2 separate regions of the Homo sapiens genome follow, and region 1 is linked to region 2. The links are chromatin contacts, found by Hi-C in ENCODE. All regions are on one chromosome and are shown on one strand. Each heading gives the region's core, a stretch centred on a gene start or an enhancer-like site at or near the end of the contact. The rest is flanking DNA. Distances are from core to core; before and after follow the strand shown. Region 1 has its middle 46 kb from the start of SPAG16-DT. Region 2 overlaps LOC105373851 (a long non-coding RNA gene).

Region 1 (5,151 bases), core at 34-2,533, 5.9 Mb before region 2:
TTTTTTACGATGTCTTGATGCATATCTGTATATTCTATGCAATATGTATAAATAGGAGCCTTACAAAAATAACGATATTTTAAAGTATAAGTGTCCAAAAAGAATAGCCTGTGAGTACTAAGCAATGCTCTCTCAAAGGAGAGTTTTTTGTCTGTTTGTTTGTTTGTTTTTTGAAACGTAGCTTTGCTCTTGTTGCCCAGGCTGGAGTGCAGTGGTGCGATCTCAGCTCACTGCAACCTCCACCTCCCAGGTTCAAGAGATTCTCCTGCCTCAGCCTCCTGAGTAGCTGGGATTACAGGCATGAGCCACCATGCCTGGCTAATTTTTGTATTTTTAGTAGAGACGGGGTTTCACTATGTTGGTCAGGCTGGTCTCGAACTTCTGACCTAGCAAACCACCCACCTCAGCCTCCCAAAGTGCTGGGGTGACAGGCGTGAGCCACCGCACCCAGCCTCAAAGGAGAGTTTTACCTTTGAACATTCACTTATTTTGCAGGCTTAGTATTTTTTTTAAGTTAAAGTTAAAGTTAACCGAATGTTATTACATAAAGTCATATAAAAATAGAGCCAACAACTAACTAATAGTATTTGTCTTTTTTATTCTATTTTAAAATATGTAATTATTCTTAAATCAAAACTAAAATCCTGGCAACTAATATTGTTCTGTTATAAAAATAAGCCTTCATACTTGTTCCTGATTTCAAAATATGTAGAGTAAGAAATCCACCTCGGTTTTGTACCTATGTGAGAACTTGGTGTTTACATCTGTTTCTTTCATTTATTGACAACACGCATACTAGGAACAAACTGCTTCTCTTCTTTATGTGGATAGTTCATTCTAATCTGTGTAATAAATATGACCATTTTGTCTCATTTCATAATATTCTGAAACAATCTCCATTTTTCTAGTGTGAGTTATTTCTGGCTGTCCTTGTGTCAATAAGGCACATGATGGCTTGGTTTTAGAAAAACTAAACTTTCCAGTTTGGTAACTATAGAAAAGTTTAAAATGGAGTTATCTCAGGAGAAGGAATTACTTGTGTATTTTTGCAGCTTATGAACCTTAAGTGTGAATGAATTTGATATTCTGCCTTTAATATTATGGCACTTAGTCTTGAATTCTTAACATGGCTTTGGCAACACCCCAAGTCCCAGTGCAAAGGGTATTACACGTTTATCTGTTCCGATTTTAGGTTGAGCAACAAGACTGCTTTTGTTCAAAGAATAACTAACAGATGAGTAATAAAGTCACTTACCCAAAACCAGATTCCATTGTCAATAAGAGGAGATTTGGATTGTACAGTTTCATCTGACAACTATGTTGGAATTCAACTTTTTAGCAGAAGTCAGAAAGCAACTGTTCTTTCAACCAAACTGTTTTTTTCTCAAGAATACACCAGCAATCTCTGAAGCATTTTCATTTGACCACTTTTTTTAGAAGGGGCTCGTAAGCTTGTGTTATACTAAAGCTTAGCTCCTCAAGCAAACTGGTGTTTTCCCTTTTTGTTATCAGTAGAGGACTTTCATTGTTGCTTTTTTTCTTCAGTAGAGTTTTTGAAATCTGCAGGGGCTTTTCTGTTTTTCTTTTGTTTTGCTCTTTTTTGCTTTTTTTTAAAGAAAGTTTTTAAATGTTCATTTAGTAATGGAGTCAAAGTGGAACCAGGAAGGCAATTCTTAAAAAAAAAAAAATTGTCCAAAACTAAAATTCCTGACCTTAATGGAAAATAAAAAATTTTACCATTAAATCATGAGACAAATGCAGTTAGGATATATCAGCTATCAAAGTGCAGAAATCAAGTCTCCATGAGAAATAAACCTTTGCTGCTGGGTATGTAATAATAAATTTATTTATATTATATATTTATTTCTCATGAAAATGCCTACTGCTTAGATAGGGGTACATTGATACTAATTTCTGTGTAGCACTCTTGGTGGGTTCCTCCCAATTCGGCAGACTTAGCACTTCTCCTCAATATAGGAATAAATTTTAAGATAAAATAGATTAAAATATTTTCAATTTTTCTTCTCTCATGGAGACATCTACAATGCTGCCCATGTAGGGCAGCTGGTTAGGAATACATGTTTACTAGACTTATATTTGTACAATTCTCAACTTCAGTTGTTACAGTAAATTAACAATTGCCCCAGCCAAAAAACTATTTTCTCTGTTATGATTTTTCTGTACTTTTTAAACAGATTTCTCTGCCTAATTTTATACACATTTTCTGTTGCCTTCCCAGTCATTTTTTCTTTTTTTCCCAGAAACAATTCTTTCTAATAAATTTTGACTTTCACATAATTATGCTGATTTGGGGTGTCATGTTTCTACAAGGTACCTTTCTCGTGAACTCCAGCATCCACGACAGCCTGCTGTCTTCTCTCCATGGTATTCTGAACAAGTCACCAACCTTGGTCTCTGATAAACAAAACTGAGGCTTAAACTGCCTTTTATTTCACTTTTATTTCACTTTTATTTCACAAAAGGCTCTTTTTAGCCTAATTCCTTATAGTCCATATTCTAATATTATTTCTCAATTTTAAACCTTTTCCTATAATCCAGAGTCAAAGTATTATTTCCAGTTTCTAACTATAAAGTAACTCTAATTGCTTTTTTGCATATGCAGTAATTAGGAAGTGTTTAGAACATGGTGTTTTAGCACATATGATGAAAATTTAAAAACAATCTTGACTTAAATCTAGAATGTTTTTCAAGACAAGTATAACAGAATAGTCACTAATAAATTTATGATGAGGGTCAGAAATGGTAGATCAATGTATGAGTAAGAACATATGCCTTTCCTTTTTTCCTATAACCACGGCACAGTTAATCTAATAGTTTTTCAGTATTCTTTGAACCCTCAGTTAATGACTATAGCTAAAGACAGCACATTAGGTCATCCAATTATCTGATTTATTTTTATATGTTCATGTTTATATTTTCAGATTCTTTCACTATGATGGCAGAAAATCAAGACTTGGAGGAGACTGTTATATAAAGTTTCTCTAACATTCATTACATTTATCTAAGGACTCTATCAGATACTTTCAGTGTGGTCTCTCCTAAGTTCATTGAAATTCAAAATAATTAATTGAAGTAAAGCCCTGCATTTGTGCATGCGTTCTGAGCAATTAAGTGGAGTGAAACACATGTATTGCTAATCTTGCATGCTGTGATTAAGATAGAAATGAAGACGTCCATCAAACGAGATTACTTCTTCATCAACAAGGCTCAGAAATGTTTCTACAGCTGTTTAGATCGTTTTAATTGTATCAGAGCCTCTCACATCATGGTTTAAGTGAGGCACTATTTCCCCCCATTAAAAAAGAGAATATGAAGATATGAGAGTATACTAATCCGCATGTGAAAGAAATCACAATGCATTTAAAGGTTTCTTTACCAATAAAATTAGATTAGCTAAAGAAACAAAAGGCATTTGTGTGTTTATGATCTATTTTCATACTTAACTGCACAAACACGGAGCTGAGAGGACCAGCTGGGTCCCACTTTTCATTATCAAATATTCCTGGATTATTCCCTCTGGCCACTCTAACTCCTTTATTTGAAAAAAGAACAGGGAATGGTACTACCTTCCCTATGTAAAAGTAAATCTAATTGATGACTCACACACAAAAAAACCATGATACTTGTTACCATTTCCTCAATTTCCATTCCTCCTTCCAATAGAAACATAGTTTTTTTAAAGCAACTAATTATTCCAAAAAGAAAAGAACTCACTTATTCTACCAATTTTTTGGTTAGTTACTCAGAATTATTCCTAGTAATATAGACTTGGATTTTGAGTCCCTCAATGGGACTGAAGAATAAGACCAAATGTTGTCTCAGAATAATGAATGATTTGACTCAAAGTGATTTCTTAAAAGCCAAAGTTACCATTTCAGAAAATTCTTTCTCTTGTGGTTCAGCGAGCTATGAAGGAGGTGAACTGAACAGAATGAGAATAAATCAAGATTGGACTTTTCATAGGTATAGAGCCCTTTCTTTGGCTATCTCAAAATACTACAAGTAGTACCACTGTCATATCTCTCATGTAATTAATATACTGAGTTTCATCTTAAAAACCAAGTGCAAAACCATGAACTTGAGTGATTTGAGACAGAAATATATGTATTTGTATTCATAAAAGCTTGAACCAGCAAAAATACCTTTCTATCTAATTATATTACTTTAGCAATTAGTTGTGAAAAGAAGTAGTTTTAATTAACATTTATTTTTTTCACTGTTGTATATTTTAGGATTTCAATTCATTTTGATAGATCTTCAAGTTGAACATAAAAGAAACTCTCAGACTTTAGGAACCTATAGGTCAGAGTGGTTCAACTGAAAAAGCAAAGAGAAACATGCAGACCCGTGGTGACAAATGGCTGAACCCTACACTTTACTGAAATTGGACAAGCAAATGTTTATATCACTAAAAAAAAAAAAAAGAAAAGGAAAAATAAAAAAGAAAAAACCTGGACAAAGTATTAAGTAGTGATAGTGAAAATGACATGCTCTTATAAACAGAATTCAAATATTAAAAATAATATTTTTATGCTTTACAACTTCAATTACAATCACTAAACCAAATGGCAGTGTTAATAACAAATACACTGAAAAAATATATGTTAAGTTAGGAAAAACAAAACAACAGGAAATTGGAATGTCCTATAATAACTAAAAATGCTGTTGTTAAAATGCACTTATTGACATAGAAAAACGTTTACGTTATGCTAAATGTTTAAAGTAAATTATAACAGTGTTTATATTGTATAATGTAACATAATACATAAATAACATACTACATATAATAATATTTAAATAGGTAATATCATCTATTATTCTATAAACTACATATTCCAGAAGAATATACGATAAAATTTTGTGGTAAGGATGTATTTATGACTTTGAATCATTTCTGTCTCCTAATTTTCTTCAATAAACATATGTTACTTATGTAAAAACACTTTTCCATTTAATTCTAGAGCCCTTAGGTTCACTCTAGCAGTTAGTTAACAATATGTGACTCAGTCTCCTCTGTCTTTCCAGTGAAATATTTTCCAATGAAATACTAATAGAAACAAAACAGTATAATTTCTCATCAGCAAAGAAATTAAAGAAGCTCCATCAGCTAACAGCAGGAATTACTTGAAG
Region 2 (4,640 bases), core at 451-2,950:
TATGGACTGAACTTACCCAGAGTAGGCTGTAGAATTGCCAGGGTGTTCAGCTGTCTCAATGACAGAATCAGATTAAATGTGTGGCTGATCTTATTGATTGGGCAGAAATCAACTAAGAGAGCTTAAAACAAAACAAAATTAAACTATGACTAGAAAATAAACAGTCAATTTTGTGGCTTTAAATAGAAAAGACCAGAATGTCAATAGCTGAATTGAGATTAGGACCAACAGTTTCTGAGTTTCCAGAAAGCATTACCAAAGTCTAGGCACCATGAGAGACTCAGTCCCAAATTGAGAGAATTTGCCAGGGGTTTGACATGAACCCTGCCTTGTTTGAGCCCAGTTCTCCAAGCCCAGAGCAGGGGTTCTCCAGGATGGAATCCTCTTAGAGACTCCTCAGTGACTGTACCCATCTCCTTTCCATTCTACCCCTCTCTGTATGACCAAGAGAGAATTGTTTTCCCTTTTAGGCATAGCTAACATGGGCAAATGAAACAAATTAGTTTTCATTACTGCAGATAATAAATAAATCTTGTGGTGAAATAAATAATATAATATGTAATAATGGACTGAAAAAATACAGCTCAAAACAGACAAAGCTGGGTAAAAACAGAAACCATCAAAAGTAGAGAAAGCCAGAGAACTATCCAGTCAAGCAATAAAGCAACAACATCTGAGAGGCCTCATGTACTGTCCTGAAGTGACTTTTAGCTACTCACGCTGTGTTAACTGTTGATGAAATGTCATTGAGCTTAAAATAAAATAAGTTTGTAGTCCTAGATAACACTCTGCAAGAGCAAATAATATTAGGCCACTATACACCGATATAAATAAATAACTCATAGCAATGTACCAATATGTCAAGATTTTTCACAGGAGGGAGTATGAAAACTAGCTGGATGGTGTCAGGCTCGTTTAAAAGCTCATTTGCTCCCCTTAGTCACTGTCCTTTCACCTTTACATGGCATCTCTCCTGGTCTCTTGTCGACGTGGTTGTCAAAGCACCAGCTCAATAGTGCTGGTCTGTCAGCAGAGATGTGTTAAATGTAAAGATGGCAGAGTTCCCCACAGAAAGCTACATGCAGACTCTGGAGCCAGCTGAAGTCATGGGGCGTCAGGTGACAATGAGACTATGTCATCAAATGACATGTATCCCTGAGGTGCCCAATGAACTTTACACAGAGTTTTTTTTTTTTTTCCTATTGTATTATTCTGACATCTTGCTAAAAAAAAAGAAAAGAAAGAGGACAGACATTTCTATTCCACAGAAAGGAAAGCTTGGACTCAAAGAAGTTGCCTGAATTGCTCTAGATGACTTTATTTTTTGGGATTTCCTGGTTTCCATAAACAGCCACCCATCTGCCTACCCTCCTTCTCCCACTCACTTCTGACCACAACTGCACCCTGCTGTGTGTTAGGAGGAGCGGATTTGATGTCTCGGAGGCGAGGGGTGTGTCTGAGGTGAATGGGCATGTCTATACCTCCCTACTTTGTTAAATGATTGCAACAGAGATCACCCACGTACTCCCAGCCTGGTTCAGTGCAACACATGTCTAGTTCATTAGATGCAGCCTGTTCAGGCCTCTTCTACCTGCTGAGACTTCACACCCATAAAATCCAGTTAAACCTCTGAGTCACAGGAGGCTGCCCTATCAGAAGACTACACACTTTCCAGCTTCCCAGCTTGGGAGTCACAAGACCTGAGTTCAGATTTCAGCTCTGCCACTTACTGAGGCAAATACTTGTATCCATCTTAATGTCAGGTGGTCATGTTGAGTAACCTCTGATTTCTTATCTAAAGGGGTTTTTTTTTTAGGATAATTGAATGGAAAAACTATCTTAAATTGCTTAGTACAGGAGTCATCAATGTATAGTCTGCCTGCTGCCTGTTATGGAAATAAAGTTTTATTGGAACACAGCTGTGCCCATTCAGCTAAGGCTAGCATTTATGTTTATTGTTGACAGCTGCTTTTTTGCTACAATGTCAGAGATGAGTGGTTTTCCCACATAGTGGGTCTGCACTATGTATGAGTTGCTTACTCCTTTTCTTCTTTCTGTTTGTCCTTACTCTTAACTGTATGCTCCTAATTAGTTGCTCTCTAATTATCCAACCCCTCCCCAGAAACAGACTGACTATACTTTCTTTTAACAGTAATTTGCTGGAGAGTTTCAATTTCACTTTGGGCACTGCTACGTCTTAGTGACAATAAGTAATTCATCTGGGGTGGATGGGGGTGATAGGGTGGGGGTGGGGGTGGGAGGAGGTGAATAGGAAGCATTGTAGCTTCGTACTTTGTGAGTGGACTCAGTGAGGGACAACCACAGACACAGACCCTAGTTCAGTGTCATATCTCTATGTTTCATCAAACAACTACAGGATTTTGTTTGTTTATTGTTAGCAGGAGTACATGGTGTAAGGGCAGGTCGAAACATTTTTTCCCCTAATTTCAGTATGGTTAAAAAAAGTATATTCTCCAATGTATTGTGAGATTGATGTAGTGAAAAGATGCCTGGTAAGAGAAGTCAGAAAATCTAGGTTCAAGTCTGGGTTTATCTTAGTTTTATTATGTTGGTCAAGCCACTTCTGAGTGTCAGTTTCTTCAGAACTAAGACTGAGGGTAATAATACGACTTGATTCCTAGCATGATTCTGAAGCATAAAAGATAATGCAAGTGGAAAACTTTGTGAACTATGAGGCCATCTATAAAATGTGACACATATGTATATAACAGGGTCTGTTTCAGGGGATTTCATTATTTTCTTTTTCTTTATATTTTTATATTTACATCAAACACAGTTTCAGTTTTTACAATAGGTTCTGATATCTGACGAGGCTGATCCCTAAGAACATTTGCATTTTGCTAGTTTTCCTGTTTATAGTTTTGAATGTTTTTAATAAGATAAGCACTAAGCTTAGCAATTCGTCAGTGTTCATTCTAATGACCTTCAAGAAACGTCCCGTTGGATCTTTAGACAGAATTATTTCAGTAAGTTTGAGGAGCCTTGGCATCTTTATGTTGAATTTTTCCATCTAATAAAAATATAACTCTTCCTCTTAATTATTAAAAATATATCCCCCAATCAAGGTTTTAAAACTTTTAATACATTTCTTATTGAGTTTATAAATATTTTATATTTGTCGCTATTTGAATAGCTTTTCTTTTGCTTTATATTATCTATCTGTTTACTGCCAGTATATAGAAATACTGTTGCTTTTTAGGTATTTATCTTATTCCAAGCCACTTTATGACTCTTTTTTAAAATAAAGAAAGCTTTTAGTTAATTCTTTTGACTTTTTCAGATTTATACTTGTGTGATTTTCATGTACTTTAGTACCTTAGTTCACAAAAATTTATTCCTTTTGTGTTTATAACCTACTGCATTAACCAGAGAATCTAAAGTGATAATGATGCTAGCTGATAGTCCCAGCTACTCGGGAGGCTGAGGCACGAGAATCGCTTGAGCCTGGAAGACAGAGGTTGCAGTGAGCCGAGATTGTGCCACTGCACTCCAGCCAGGGCGACACAGCGAGACTCTGTCTCAAAAAAACCCCAAAAAACAAACAAACAAAAACCAGAAACAGTGATAATCATACTAAAGGACATTCTTTGTGTTTGTTTCTGATTTTCAATGTTTGCCAATTAATTATAATCTTTATTTACTTTAAGCCAAGAGCATCTTTATCACATTGAAGGAGCATCCTTCTATTCCTATTGAAATGTTTACTCTGTAATTAGGAAAAGGTGTTGATTTTATCAGATGTGGTATCTATGAAATTATCACATTGGCTAATTATTGTTGTATCAGTGAATACTCAGTGGATTATTTTCTCCTTGGAAATCAATCTCTGTGGTCAGCTGACTGGCTCTGCTAACAGTGACAGATGTGTAAACGGTGCCTTTACGAGTTCAAACATTTCAGGACCAAACTTTTTGCACAAGAAGGTGGTCCAATGCCAGAAGCAAGGGTTGCAGGAGTAGGAATCCCCCCGAGTTTCTCTCCTTGGACACATTTTCCAAAGTTGGCCGCTTTGAACAATCCTTTAAGGTAAGGACAATGGACATGGCAGTTGTTAACACTATGAAGAAAAGACAGTAGAGGAAGGAGCATGGAATATGGGAACAAAAATCAGCTGGCTGCTCAAGAAATGTGAAATTAGAAAGTAGAGAAAGGTGGTGTCTTTGTATATGCTCCTCCCCTCCCCTCAGCCAGGCCTAACAACACCCCAGCCGCACCCCTCCAACCAAGACTCCGCCTTGGACCCTGCTCATGCCTTTGGGCTTAAGACTGGGAGTGGAATTTCAATGCCATGGAACTCGCATTTTAAAATGCCACGCTCAAAAATATCGCCTGAAATGTAGGCAAATGAACTGCTAACATCAGTGTCTATACCGGGCTCTTGCTGGCACTCTGGCCGCGTGTATGACCTTTCAACACGATATTTTAAAAAATGAGCAGCGCTTTCCTCTTCCCCTGGCAGCTCAGAATAGCCCTGTTTCCTTTCCTATAAACAAGTCATATCTCTGGGAATTTCTAAAGCTGAATATTGTCTGCTAAGAAGACATGACTCACGCCATTTCCTGGCAGTTCTCACAAATTCAAGAACACCTCTTGAGGAAAGAATCCCAGACAAGAGTGGC

Evidence for each region. A loop is a pair of places that touch in the nucleus more often than their neighbours do. Pooled maps may share reads with other maps.
Region 1: a map with no recorded cell type shows a loop between it and region 2 (6-fold over the local background). The contact joins two enhancer-like sites. A Hi-C loop is called at or near these places in 2 of 37 single-sample maps with no recorded cell type and 2 of 50 pooled maps.

Annotation. Positions count from the first base shown.
Region 1 is chr2:213,235,188-213,240,338 of GRCh38, reverse strand. No RefSeq gene overlaps it. Among named protein-coding and RNA genes, the nearest start is that of SPAG16-DT, 46 kb to the left of the region's middle. Within about 2 kb of position 1,283, at least 12 of the 41 ENCODE cell types and tissues checked have a DNase peak (open chromatin) inside an H3K27ac peak, as active enhancers do.
Region 2 is chr2:207,334,896-207,339,535 of GRCh38, reverse strand. All of the region lies in intron 1 of LOC105373851 (a long non-coding RNA gene), which reads right to left. Among named protein-coding and RNA genes, the nearest start is that of MIR1302-4, 68 kb to the right of the region's middle. RefSeq lists an enhancer at 4,554-4,640. Within about 2 kb of position 1,700, at least 4 of the 41 ENCODE cell types and tissues checked have a DNase peak (open chromatin) inside an H3K27ac peak, as active enhancers do.